Regions from separate parts of the Homo sapiens genome. Here region 1 is linked to region 2. The links are chromatin contacts, found by Hi-C or POLR2A ChIA-PET in ENCODE. All regions are on one chromosome and are shown on one strand. Each heading gives the region's core, a stretch centred on a gene start or an enhancer-like site at or near the end of the contact. The rest is flanking DNA. Distances are from core to core; before and after follow the strand shown.

Region 1 (2,700 bases), core at 20-2,519, 110 kb after region 2:
TGGGCTAGGGCTTACTCTTCTCTCATTAAAAAACCCTATTTATTCCACCAAAGTAGGTAGAGTTCTCCCTCTCCTCTTTGGATTCTCTACTATATTCCTTAGTAACGTCATGAGGCTTTCTCAGGACTAAGCCTGCAAGTTGTCTATTAAGCCAGCTTTCCAGTGGGGACTGCCTAATATTGACCAAATACTTTAGAGAGTCATATCATCTGTGAGCTGGCAGAGATCCAGAACTCCAGTCTAGCACTCACATTTTACAGACAAGGAAGCCAGTGCCAGGGCCTTAGCCTGGTTTCACAACTCTTTCTCTGGTTCTCTTGGTGACTGACAACAAAACGACGCCTCCCTATTCTGGTGTGGCTTGGGCTTCTGGCTGCTGGCACAGGAATAGCCAAAATCCTTCCTTTCAAGCTTTCTGTGTAATGGAAACCCTGCTTGACTAATTAGGGCCCACCTCTCTCAAACTCCTGAATCACTGGCATTCATTAAATATAGAAAAGCATTTTATCCCCCTAATGAAGGAGAACTGGAATAACATAGATGAGTCACACACACTGAAAACTGTCATGATATTCAAGAAAGGTGACCTTCTCTCACACCTGCAGACCTGGGAGGGTGGATTGAAATCTACATCCAGTTTTCTCCTTGGGCTCTGACTGGCAGGAGGGTTTGTTGCTTGTTTTTTTTTCTTTTTTCTCCAGTTCCTTGTAGTAGGATGGAGATGTGGGTTCTGTTTTATGAGGTGTGGATTGCGTGGGCTGATGGCGTGGAGGAGGAGACTAGAAGAAAAGCAATACACACACACACACAGAAACACACACATACCGCCCCCACACACATTAATGCATACACACAAACCCCACAAAAACACACATGCAGAGATACACATGCACACACTCATACCACACACACAGACACAAACACAACCATACACTCACAACACACAAATGCACATATCAACACACACATAGACACTCTCACGCACATGCAAACACTCAGACACATACACCCACTCACACTACACACAAACACAAATAAATATGTACTCACATTCTCTCTCACACACACTCTCTCACACACACACTCACACACACACACATACACCTTTGGTTGCCACAGACCTTGGTGTTTGTTCCCACTGGCTGGCTCAGCAGAAAATGTGGCTGAGTTGTAAGACTCTGTTTTGAATGTGGGAGTTGGAAAGAGCAAAGATATTCTTCAGGTTCAGGAAGGCACCGGCCAACAGGAGCCGAAGGAGGAAGAGAGAAGAGATGATTTTCTTCCCTAAGAATAACTTTTGAAGGTGGAGCTGAATTTCACCTGTTCACCTTGGTGATGTCACTTTACCCCACTGTTTCTCAACGTGCAGTGCCTCTGATGAACCTGATGCCAGGCCTGTGAGGTACACCTTTAGCCACTTCTATGATGCCAGTTTTTGTTGACAACACATGTTCTGAATGCACCATGGCTGGCTGACTTTGACTGGGCAGATAGCACAAATCTCCAGTCTGAAAGTCATCATAATACTTGGAATGTTTAGAAAAGTCATAACTTAGGGGTGGTTCGTAACTTCTTAGAATTGTGCTTCCCTCAAATTATATATAAGCAGAAGAGAGCAGCTTTGGATGATGGGAGTAATTCAGGAGTAACCAGGGATCCCTAGATCTGGAAGAAGGAAGTAAAGTTAGTGCTTTCTTCAAAGGTTTCAATATTTCCTTATATTTTAGTGCAGCTTAAATCCAAAATCATAACTAAGGATATCTTTGCTATGGGAAATAGCTTGTTAAATGGATGCTGTTGGCCAATTTAAAAAGAATGACATGAAATGATTCCACAAGCTGCAGATCTACAGATGGGAATTAGATTGGGTATTCTGATTTAAGGAAACAAATTTGAGAGAAAAAGAATTCCATTTTATTGCAAAATTAGAGTTGAATAAATCAGGTAGGTAATGAAAGATTCAGGGAAAGATGATACTTCTAAAAACAAAGTTCTACAATCTCCAACCCAGATTTCACAAGCCCCCAGGATTGTTTCAATTTTGTCAGTGGGCTTAAAGAACTTATCCAAAAATTCTTAAAATAACATTAAATCCTTTAAAGTATTTTGTAAGATGTAAGAGTGCCATTGTAAAAAAGAGAATAGGGATTATTATGACATCCAACTAATTATGGGATACTGCAAGCACCAGAAGTGTAGTCATTGCTGAATTAGTTTCTGAACTTCCAACTCAGAACAGATCTGGATTTGCTCTACAGGGTGTGCATCTCTTATCAGATTTGGAATATATATATATATATATATATATATATATATATATATATATATTGGATTTTGGAATATTTGCATATACATAATGAGGTATCTTGGTGGTGGGACCCAAGTCTGAACAAACACGAAATTCATTTATGTTTCATATACATCTTATGCACATGGCCTGGAGGTAATTTTATACAATATTTTAAATGAGTTTGTGCCTGAAACAAAGCTTTGACTGTGTTTTAGCTGCCATCTGTCACCTAAGGCCAGGTGCGGAATTTTCCACTTGTGGTGGCATGTTGGCAACCAAAAAAGTTTTAGATTCTGGATAATTTTGGATTTCAGATTTTTGGATTAGGGATGCTCAACCTATATTACTTTAAGGAGCAGTATTGCTGCTCCAAACAGGGTGGTCTTCTCTGTGGGAGTCAGAGAGATTAT
Region 2 (2,700 bases), core at 5-2,504:
TTCCTTGTTCTTGGATAAACTCTAGGTAGCAGACTGCTGCTATACCTAACTGCTAGGTAAATTAGGGTTATCTATCACCTCTGGATTCAAGATGTGAGACGCAAAAGTTATCCTGCCTGCATACAACAATCCCCCAAAGACAAAAACCATGGCAGTGCTGCCATGCCGTTTCCTCATTATTCCTGGACATTTTGTACTGAGAACTGTTTGATTCCAAGTTTCAGTGCTAAATACTAAACCACCTCAATCTTTAAAGTCACTTTAGGAGGAAAATACATTACCTTCTTGTCTGCGACATTTTATTTATTCTGGAGTAAATAAATAAAAGCATTTTCTAGTTTAGAATCTGAATGTCATTTGGGGAAGTCTACAGTTACCATAGCTTGGTATGCAACACGCGTAAGATGAAAACATAAACTGTAATAACTAAAGCTAAGTTTTTCTGTTTGTTTTGCCTCTTATCTGATGGATAAATGGGCAGCAGAACCTTCGAATTTTTTAAATGAATTAAGCCATTCAGGTTTGCTCCAATGTTTTAATCACTGCTTAGTCCCTGCTCTACTTGGTAGGGGAGGGGTACAGGGTTATGATGATAAAGCCGGCTGAGGTGATGGAAATAAGAATGGGTCAGGGGAGGAACAGGAAAGAGACCAGAGGCAAAATAGCTGAAATGTATTAGAAAGGAAAGCGTTTCTGGAGGTTTTCTATTTTTTTCAATGTAATCTGTAATCCAACTCTAAAAGCAAAGTAATCATAGATAATTTTTTTAAAATTCCATTTAGCAGAAGATCAATGCTAAAATCCAATTTGTTAAGTGAAATACGTACAAATTCACATGTACATGTGTGCATGCATGTATAAACTTGTGCGTGTGGTAAATCCCTATTCTAATCCCAAACTGGGTCAGCATTCTGACAGATGGGAGAGCAGGGAGCTGGGTAAATGGCAACCAGACATAAACAAGTGCTTTCTCTGTAAGCCAGGAATTCAAAATTAGATTTGATCCAGAGAATGTTTTAAACTTTTGCTTTTATCATTTGAGTTACAGAAAATAACTTATACTAGCCTGAACTGACAGCAAAACTTTATTTTTTAAAATCTGACATAGCTCCTAGTTTAGCAAATTAAGGTGCTTCATTCACAAATTGCATTTAGTCCCCATTTCAAATTCCTGGTATAGAACATATTATATGCAAATGTTCTGTCCTAGAAGCTGCATTACACCAGAATCAGCTCTGCATTTACCCTTAACTGCACCAAGCAGTGAAAAAAGGAAGTTCAGCAGCAAAAGTAGCTAAAAATAAGAAAACAGTCATACTCTAACATTCACATATACTCACAGGCTTTCTAATTCATGATCAAGAAATCTAAATTTAGACTAACTAAGTAAAAAGATACTATCACACACATCCTTTTCAGTCAGGAAGAGAAAGTTAATATGTGCAAAGCCTTCAAAACACAGGAATTCAGAGACACTTAACATCAATTATTTAAACGACTACTAATCTTTTACAGAGCAAAGGAAAAAGAAAACTGTTTAGGTCACTTGATCAGAAGTACACAAATAACTATTTTCTTCCTTTTCCTTCCAATAAAAAAGGAAGATGAAAACTAATAATTTCTCAAATTAAGGCCAATCAATCACCTGACAAATTTTTCTCTGTTTAAGAACTATTTTTAAATGTTAAGGAAGTTTTTCCAGCCTTTCAAAAAAGTGTTTGTTTCCTTATTTTTAAAGTTCTGACTTCACATAATACGCCTATCACAAGTGTGCTTGCACTTCACCTTAGTGGCCAATGTATAACAGCTTGTATATTTTGATAGCAAATTGAGACTTAATTCATTTTAGTTTAAGACTAAAAAACCCAGAACTCTAAGAATACTGTCTCAGACAGAATTTAAAAAGACCTTTCCCATGCGTTCTCCCCTTCACAATGTTCACAAGACAAAAACCACTTTAACACTAATCACATTCTGAAATGTTAATTTTTCAATTGCTAAAAGATAGCAGCATCTTTACATGCTTTATATCTGTGTGTTTGATAATATTAGGTAATTGCTGCTAATTTTTAAGGTGTGATAAGAGTATTATGGTTGTTTTAAAAATAATCACTATATATTACATATCTGGGAATATTTATGAAAGATGTGGAATTTGATTCAAAATAATTTAGAAGGAGCAAGTAGAGCAAGTACAAATACAGATAAAACATTACTGTCTATGAGGTGACAACTGTTGAAGCTGAGATATGGATACATGGAAGTTTTATTATAATATTCTCTCTACTTCTGTATGTTTGAAATTTTTCATGAAAGTTAAAATAAAAGTGCTTAGAAAATCCCACCTAAGTGACTCTCTAAATATAATCTGAGAGAGTTAAACCCCATGTTTAGCTTTGGGACAGAAAAGGAGAACTATGAAGCGTAAAACGAAAGGCAAAGGCCAAGTAAGGTGATTTTGTTGCATTTACCCTTAACCACATCAAGGCTATCCATATCAGAAATCCTGGGATAAAGAAAGATGCTCAGAGTTCAAAAGAAACAGTTACCTGTGAATACAACATTTGGCCAAGTCCATAAACTAAGGAGATTGTTACAATGGTACTTCTACAAAGCTGGAAAAAAATTAACCTACCAATCACAGGACTAGAAGATTTAATACAATAAAGCAGTTATACTTTCTGTAATAGAACCTATATA

The links. Hi-C counts contacts between places; a loop is a spot of excess contacts on that map. ChIA-PET counts read pairs that join two places held with the same protein, here RNA polymerase II (POLR2A). Pooled maps may share reads with other maps.
Region 1: a pooled map shows a loop between it and region 2 (2.9-fold over the local background). The contact joins the promoter of LINC00572 here to the enhancer-like site in region 2. A Hi-C loop is called at or near these places in 3 of 37 single-sample maps with no recorded cell type and 11 of 50 pooled maps. POLR2A ChIA-PET finds 5 or more read pairs at or near these places in 3 of 52 experiments (CD4-positive, alpha-beta T cell, GM12878 and PC-3).

The regions. Positions count from the first base shown.
Region 1 is chr13:29,925,382-29,928,081 of GRCh38, forward strand. LINC00572 (long intergenic non-protein coding RNA 572) reads right to left here and starts at 1,270. Exons shown (of 2, transcript NR_047501.1): 1 at 1,122-1,270.
Region 2 is chr13:29,816,882-29,819,581 of GRCh38, forward strand. The region is part of intron 1 of UBL3 (ubiquitin like 3); the gene reads right to left. Among named protein-coding and RNA genes, the nearest start is that of UBL3, 32 kb to the right of the region's middle. Within about 2 kb of position 1,255, at least 2 of the 41 ENCODE cell types and tissues checked have a DNase peak (open chromatin) inside an H3K27ac peak, as active enhancers do; they include GM12878, where a contact is called at or near this core.